2 separate regions of the Homo sapiens genome follow, and region 2 is linked to region 1. Evidence: chromatin contacts called from ENCODE Hi-C or POLR2A ChIA-PET data. All regions are on one chromosome and are shown on one strand. Each heading gives the region's core, a stretch centred on a gene start or an enhancer-like site at or near the end of the contact. The rest is flanking DNA. Distances are from core to core; before and after follow the strand shown.

The links. Hi-C counts contacts between places; a loop is a spot of excess contacts on that map. ChIA-PET counts read pairs that join two places held with the same protein, here RNA polymerase II (POLR2A). Pooled maps may share reads with other maps.
Region 2: a pooled map shows a loop between it and region 1 (2.4-fold over the local background). The contact joins two enhancer-like sites. A Hi-C loop is called at or near these places in 1 of 168 maps with a recorded cell type or tissue (dorsolateral prefrontal cortex), 1 of 37 single-sample maps with no recorded cell type and 5 of 50 pooled maps. POLR2A ChIA-PET finds 5 or more read pairs at or near these places in 1 of 52 experiments (activated T-cell).

Annotation. Positions count from the first base shown.
Region 1 is chr11:35,047,711-35,051,727 of GRCh38, forward strand. The region is part of intron 2 of LOC105376626 (a long non-coding RNA gene); the gene reads right to left. Among named protein-coding and RNA genes, the nearest start is that of CD44-DT, 88 kb to the right of the region's middle. Within about 2 kb of position 2,386, at least 6 of the 41 ENCODE cell types and tissues checked have a DNase peak (open chromatin) inside an H3K27ac peak, as active enhancers do.
Region 2 is chr11:35,311,678-35,316,129 of GRCh38, forward strand. SLC1A2 (solute carrier family 1 member 2) reads right to left here. Exons shown (of 11, transcript NM_004171.4): 3 at 3,346-3,498; 4 at 521-771. Among named protein-coding and RNA genes, the nearest start is that of SLC1A2-AS1, 32 kb to the left of the region's middle. Within about 2 kb of position 1,799, at least 3 of the 41 ENCODE cell types and tissues checked have a DNase peak (open chromatin) inside an H3K27ac peak, as active enhancers do.

The sequences.
Region 1 (4,017 bases), core at 1,136-3,635:
CATACACATATTTGTACCATACACACATACATATTAGAAGACTACAGGATATCTCACAGAATCAAATAAAAAGCTAAAGAATCTGGCTGCATATGGGACAGGAAATTAGAAACCTACGTTGGAGACATTCATAAACTATTCATTAGCTAGTGGTTCCTCATGTCACTTTACTCAGGGATTCTCTTTTCTGGAGAAAGTCAATTGGCCTTGCTTGGTGATATGGTTTGGCTGTGTCCCCACCAAAATCTCAACTTGAATTGCATTTCTCAGAATTCCCATGTGTTGTAGGAGGGACCCAGGGGGAGAAAATTGAATCATGGGGGCCAGTCTTTCCATGCTATTCTCATGATAGTGAATAAGTCTCATGAGATCTGATGGGTTTATCAGGGGTTTTCACTTTTGCTTCTTCTTCATTTTCTCTTGCTGCCACCATATAAGAAGTGCCTTTTACCTCCCGCCATGATTCTGAGGCCTCCCCAGCCACGTGGAACTGTAAGTCCAATTAAACATCTTTTTCTTCCCAGTCTCAGGTATGTCTTTATCAGCAGCAGGAAAACGAATGAATACAGTAAATTGGGACCAGTCGAGTGGGGAGTTGCTGAAAAGATACCCAAAAATGTGGAGACAGCTTTGGAACTGGGTAACAGGTAAAGGTTGGAACAGTTTGGAGGACTCAGAAGAAGACAGGAAAATGTGGGGAAGTTTGGAACCTCCTAGAGACTTGTTGAATGGCTTTGACAAAAGTGCTGATAGTGATATGAACAATAAAGTCCAGGCTGAGATGGTCTCAGATGAAGACGAGGAACTTGTCGGGAACTGGAGCAAAGATGACTCATTGTGTTTTAAAAAAGAGACTGGCGACACTTTGCCCTGCCCTAGAGATTTGTGGAACTTTGAACTTGAGAGGAATTATTTAGAGTATCTGATAGAAGAAAGTTTTAAGCAGCAAAGCATTCAAAAGGTGACTTGGGTGCTATTAAAAGCATTCCATTTTAAAAGGTAAACAGAGCATAAAAGTTCAGAAAATTTGCAACCTGATGATGCAGTAGAAAAAAAAATCCTATTTTTGAGGAGAAATTCAAGTTGGCTGCAGAAATTGGCATAAGTAGCAAGGAGCCTAATGTTTATCCCTACCGCCATGGGGAAATGTCTCCAGGCCATGTCAGAGACCTTCCCGGCAGCCCTTCTCATCACAGGCCTGGAGGCCAGGAGGAAAAAGTGGTTTTGTAGCCTGGACCCAGGTTCTCTGTGCTGTGTGCAGCCTAGGGACTTGGTTCCCTTGTGACCCAGCTGCTGCAGCCATGGCTAAAAGGGGCAACATAGAGCTTGGGCTGTGGCTTCAGAGAGTGGAACCCCCAAGCCTTGACAGCTTACCCATGGTGTTGAGCCTGTGGGTGCACAGAAGTGAAGAACTGAGCTTTGGGAACCTCTGCCTAGATTTCAGAGGATGTATGGAAATGCCTGGATGCCCAGGCAAAAGTTTGCTGCAGGGGTGGGGCCCTCATGGAGAGCCTCTGCTAGGGCAGTGAAGAAGGGAAATGTGGGGTGGCACCCCCACACAGAGCCTACTGGGGCACTGCCTCATGGAGCTGTAGAAGAGGGACACTGTCCTCCAGACCCCAGAATGGTACATCCACTGACAGCTTGCACCGTGAGCCTGGAAAAGCCACAGACACTCAATGCCAGTCTGTGAAAGCAGCTGGGAGGGAAGGTGTACCCTGCAAAGCCACAGGGGAAGATCTGCCCAAGACAACGGGAACCTACCTTTTGCATCAGCGTGACCTGGATGTGAGATCTGGAGCCAAAGGAGATCATTTTGGAGCTTTAAAATCTGACTGCCCTACTGGATTTTGGACATACATGGGGCCTGTAACCTCTTTGTTTTGGCCAATTTCTCCCACTTGGAATGGCTGTATTTACCCAATACCTGTACCCCTGTTGTACCTAGGAAGTAACTACCTTGCTTTTGATTTTACAGGCTCATAGGTGGAAGGGACTTGCCTTGTCTCAGATGAGACTTTAGACTGTGGACTTTTGGGTTAATGCTGAAATGAGTTAAGACTTTGGGGGACTGTTGGGAAGGCATGATTGGTTTTGAAATGTGAGGACATGAGATTTGGAGGGGCCAGGGGTGGAATGATATGCTTTGGCTGTGTCCCTGCCAAAATCTCAACTTGAATTATATCTCTCAGAATTCCCACGTGTTGTAGGAGGGACCCAGGGGGAGATAATTGAATCATGGGGGCCCATCTTTCCCATGCTATTCTCATGATAGTGAATAAGTCTCAGGAGATCTGATGGGTTTATCAGGGGTTTCCACTTTTGCTTCTTCCTCATTTTCTCTTGCTGCTGCCATGTAAGAAGTGCCTTTCACCTTCCGCCACGATTCTCAGGCCTCCCCAGCCATGTGGAACTGTAAGTCTAATTAAGCCTCTTTTTCTTCCCAGTCTCTGGTATGCTTTTATCAGCAGCATGAAAACGAATTAATGCACTTGGTAACATGCCAATTACTTGACCAAGGGAAGGTGAGGCACCTTGCTTTAAAAGTGAATGCCAAAGAGAATAGCAGCTCCTCAGTGAAATAATGAAGCTGTGTTAGCTGATGGGAGAAAAGGTTGCTGAGGAGACCACAGGAACAGATGTCTGCAGAAGTGTTTCTGTTTCTTGTCATCAGCCTCATTGCTGTAATGGCTCCCCAAGGCTGCCAGAGTTTACATTTATTTAAATAGAATCAACATGTTTCTGTTTCATAGCATCTTTGGTAAAATTATACTATGTAAAATGAGGATTACAGTCTTCTCACCAAAAGTAAGATCTCTGCCTTGTCTTTCTGGCCCATCTGGAGAAAAGGAGCTTGCGCTCCGCCGAAGAGCTTTGGTTGCCTCACCTTTCTTTCTCTTTAAAAGCTCCGTTCTGGGGATCATAGGGGTTTGGGCCCCAAGGTCTCTGGTTAGCAAGCCTAGTGCTTCCTTAGACAGTAAACTAAAAATAAGTGTCCTCAGCACCGTTTATGATGGCCATGACAGTTGGGCCATCACTTTACCACAAAGATACTTGTCATTTGGGGGTTTGGAAAAGGGAAACACTTAAGTGCTAGTTTATCAGCCAAAAGAAGCTGCAACAAAAAAACACAACACTCTTCCTACCCACAGACTTCTGGTCTGAGTATCAACTTACAGGGGAAAGTTTAGCCTGTTATAATTTAAAGGCACAGAGGTGTTTCTTTATTTACACATTTGCGGGGGGAAGGATGGATGATGTGAGCCCACAGCAGCTGCCTTCTAGAAGCTCTCAGGGAGACTTTAAAGGAGAACAAAAGTGTATTTTAAAAGGTGTTGGAACATTTACAAAATACAGAGGATCAAAGAAGGAAAGCTTGCAATGATGTATAGTATTAATATTTTGGTGTACTTCCAAACCTGGGTTTAGATAAAGAGGAAGAACTTAGGGGTCGACAGCATTGTGCCATGGATCAAGAGGTTCCCGTCTTGTTTCCAAGCTTGCCCTCCTGTATCACATTTGGAAAAGATGCCTGAACGATAGTAAATGTGCAATCAATGCAGCTACTGTGAAGACATGTTTTAATGAGTTTCATTCATAGAATTCCTTCATTCATTTAATATTACAACATCAAGGCTTTCCCCATGTTTTAAAATTTCTTTGCCCCTATTATTTTAATAGCTTTATAATATTTCATCAAATGGCTGTTCTATAGCTAATTGAACTAGGTCCCCAGCATTGGACAGGGAATATTATAAATAATGCTGTGATGGGTATTTTTGCGCGTAAATCAGGGCATCGTTTGTCAAAGAAGGGTCCAGCCTCAAACCCTGTTGGGTGTGAGGCCATGGTGCTGTCAATTTTAACTCTGTTAAAAGGCAGTTCTTCATTAGTCAAAGTCTAATGATCTAGGTCATGGGTTATTCTAACCCAATTTGTCTTCACCCTGTTTTTTTTTTTTCATGTCTTCAGAAGTCATTTCCTTTTTTGTCAGCAAGGAGACTGGAAATTGAAAAG
Region 2 (4,452 bases), core at 549-3,048, 260 kb after region 1:
GGAGATTCTGATTGTGTAGGGTATTTGTATTTTTTTAAAAGTGCCATTGGTGGTTTAGCTTTACTGCCACGTTTGAGAACCACTGTGTATTCTAGAAGGTTGTGGGCAAGGCTAATAAAAATATGCCCATGGACAACTCAAAGACACATTTCCCAGCCTCATGCACAAAAAGGAAAGGAAGAGATAGATATAAGGAGAGAGAGAGAGAGAGAGAGGGAGGGAGAGAGAGAGAGAGAGAGAGAGAGGCGGGGGGGGGGGGTGGGGGAGAAAGGAGGACAATCCCACAGCAAAAATATATTAAGTGAGCTGGAAAAAAAGGGATGTTTAAAAAAATTAAAACCAGGAGACTCCAATCCCAAGATCCTGCCCTAAACCACCTCATAGAATCCCTGGGCCTAGACAGAGATAATTATATATTTAGAAAATTTCTACCCAGAGTTGGTCTGTTAAAATACTCTTAAGTTATCGCCTTGATAACTTAGAGGACTGGAGAAGAGAGAACATCTGAACTCTGGGTTACCTGTTGAAAGCAGGCTTGGACAAGGTTTTCAGGGAAGAGATTTCGAATAAGGTCCAGGAAGGCATCCAGGCTGGACACTTCATCATTCTTCTTCCCAGGCCCCAGCTGCTTCTTGAGCTTGGGATTGCCTGGATGGATAGCCAAGACCAGAATGACCCCCAGTACTGCAGCAATGATGGTCGTGGACATGTAATACACCATGGCTCTCGTGCCCAAGCGGCCACTAGCCTTAGCATCCAGGCCTGACAACCCTGGATTGAAAAGAAATGCAGAAGGATTAATTCTATTACGTTTGTGCTAATGACCTGTGTCTACATTTCTATGACGTTAGCTTCATATTACTCAAATGTGTTAATGGTTGATTAAATCTCCTACTGTAGTCTTCCCTCAATATCCATGAGAGGGTTGGTTCTGGGACTCCCAACAGATACCAAAATCTGAGAGTGCCCAAGTTTCTTCTGTAAAATGGTGTAGTATTTGTATATAACCTATGCACATCCTCCTGTCTACTTTAAACCACCTCTAAATTATTTACAATACCTAATACAATGTAAATGCTATGTACATAACTGTTATACTATATTTTTAACTTGCATTATTTTGTATTTTTTATTAGTTTTTTTTCTCAAATATTTTCAATCTGCACATGTGGGACTCACAGATATGCAGGGCCGACTGTATTGAATATTTGATCAATCCCATAGTTTATCATTCTATTATCCAGGGAGATTTTCAAGATTTTACAGAACTGGGAGAGTTGGAGATCCTCCTGTTTAGAGTTTACAAATGGTCTGTAACAAATTTTTTGTCAGTCTGCAATAATGAGTTAAAATAAAGTTGAAGACATCCCATTTTTAATTCTGAGATTATTCCTTTCCACTTTTTATTTTTTTTGGTCTTAACATCTCCTTTGTTTTATGAAGCGATGCTGCTGGTACATGCTAGTTTTTAACTTGTTTATTTATTTATGTTTTAATGTCCTCACTTGGAAGACTAAAAAGCTAGTAGTTCTGTGCCACACTCAAAATGTCTTTTGAATATATTACTGGTAACTGACATGGAGAGTCTGAGAATAACGATTTTGCCCAGTCCTCTCATTTCTCTGAGGTGAAGCATGAAGATCCACATTCCCAGCCTCATGCAGGGATTAGGGAACACCCCGTGAAGCACCCTGCCAATGGTGGGCACTTCATCTATACCTAGGGAGGTTAGAGGAAATTCCAAGCAAATTCACAAAAACTCCAGCCCCACTGGGTTTTTTTCCAGTTGTTTCTTGAATGTGTTCACTTCCTGGTTTCAGTTCCTGCTTTTACCAGAAAGAGAGATTGAACCCCTTTTTGGGTGTTAGTCCTTTTTGCTATGGGGGAAGAAGTTAGTGATGTGAGCTGCTCTAAATTAAGCTGACCTACGTGTGACCTACTTCTCTTTACAACCTAGTCTAATTCTAGCCGACGGGAGCTAGGTTTCCCCACCAAGTTGGCCAACGTATGACCTGTTAACAGGTGCAGAGAACATTTTCTCTGGTTTATAGAGGAGCACTGATGGTAAATGCACCCTTTCACTCAATCTAGCGCTGAATGATAAGGTCCCACTTAGCCCCTAAGTGCCTGATCCTGAGTTCCAGCATTTCAGGTACTGGGGTCACTGGTCAACCAGCTGAAGCCTCAACCCAGCTCAGCCCCTGAATCTCCTGGAGTTACCAGAGCCTCACTCACTTCTTTCATGAGGTGGCCAGTCCAGGGGAACAACTTCTCCAGATCACTTAGCTGGCTGGTACCCAAATATGGACCAAAGCTCAGCTTCCTGCCCTTAACTCAGAGTTTAGTCTCCAAAGGGCATCAATTTATACCCTGTTTGAGCAATATTATTTGGTAAGGAGGAAAATACCAGTATAAGCCCACAGAGGAAGAACAAATTCTTTCAAATAAAGTAATTAATTATTTTAGTCAAAGATAATTGATGCTGGGACTCAGGATATACACCTGTTAACAAATCATACATTGGCCAACTTGGTGGTAGTGAAAAATAAGTGAACATGATGCCACATATTAGGAGTAACTTTGTTCTGAAAAACTCAGAGGGCTTTCATACCTAGCATTTCATTTATTTTTAATGCCAATCTCCCTCAATTCCCAATTAAAATAGTAGATAATTTCCTTTTCCATCTATTACCTTTATCAGTATCTGAACAAAATATAATTTAGAAAGGGGAGAAAAGTAGACATTAAAAATTAAGGCCAGGTGCAGTGGCTCATGCCTGTAAACCCAGCACTTTGGGAGGCTGAGGCGGGTGGATCATGAGGTCAGGAGTTCGAGACCAGCTTGGCCAATATGGTGAAACCCTGTCTCTACTAAAAATACAAAAATTAGCCAGGCATGATGGCACATGCCTGTAGTCCCAGCTACTCAGGAGGCTGAGGCAGGAGAATCGCTTGAACCCACGAGGCACAGGTTGCAGTGAGCTGAGATTGCACCACCGCACTCCAGCATGGGCAACAGAGGGAGACTCCATCTCAAAAAAAAAAAAAATTTAAAACCACTAGAGGTATCATCACTTGTAACATGTGGCTGTGTTTCCTTTTCTTTTCTTTTTTTTTTTTTCTTTTTTTTGCTGGAGAGAAAGACAAATAGACTGACTAATCGATGGCAAGCTTTTATTTCTTTAGGGTTGATTATCCTCATTTCAGAGACGGGAAAACCAAAGCTCTGAAATGAAATGACATAGACGATCACATTCACTCAACCAAATTGAGATTCTACAGTTAATTAAAAGCCAGGGCAGGAGTATGACCCATGTTAGCCAGGCACTAGTGAGGTAGTCTTACCTGTGATTAAGCTGGAGATGATTAGAGGGAGAATGAGCATTTTTAGCATCCTCATGAGTATATCCCCTGGGAAGGCTATTAACATAACCACATCAGGGTGGATGGGAGATGCCAAGCGAAGAAGCCCTCCACACACTGCTCCCAGGATGACACCTAAAAGGAAGGGGAAAACAATATGAATTTATTTTTTGCCTTCGTCAAATGACTTACTCTAGACACTTATTTCAGCAACATTGACCTTTCTCATGCTTCTGCAGTATTAAATGATGAACAATGTGTAACAAAAACAACATTAGATAAGTGAAGCTGATTTTGATGACTAGCAAGAGAACTTTCTATACCTCCAACTATTCTTAAAAAGTCAGCACCCAAAGAGTCAAGGAGAACTCAAGGCTTTATGAAAGTGCACACTGGCAACTTGACTCCAACTTATTTGAGGCTATTTGTCTACTTGGAGCCAGAAATTGTTTATAGAAATAAACTATAAGGGGCTGGGCACAGTGGCTTGTGCCTATAATCCCAGCACTTTGGGAGGCCGAGGCGAGTGGGTCACCTGAGGTCAGGAGTTCGAGACCAGCCTGGCCAAAATAGTGAAACACCATCTCTACTAAAAATACAAAAATTTAGCTGGGTGTGGTGGCGGAAACCTGTAATCCCAGCTACTTGGGAGACTGAGGCAGGAGAATTGCTTGAACCCAGGAGGCAGAGGTTGCAGTGAGCTGAGATGGTGCCATTGCACTCCAGTGTGAGCAACAGGAGTGAGACTCCATCTCAAAAAAAAAAAAAAAAGAAAGAAAGAAAGAAAGAAAAAGAAAAAAGAAAGAAAGAACCCACAAGGACAGATATTGCCTCCTTGCCCAGCTCAAGCTTGGCCACATGGCATGGCATTTAATGTGTGTCTTCTCATTGTAACTGGAGGCAAGATAAAATGAACATTTAATTGACCAAGCTAGTGTGAATTCTATTTTTTTCTTCCCATCTATTTTCTTTGGCTTCCAATAATTTCCTCATGGCTCACTCTCAAGGCTTGTCCTTGACTTCTATGTCCTTTTACATAGCTTTTAGATTGCTGATCTTATGGGAGCTCAAGAATGGACTCTAAGATAT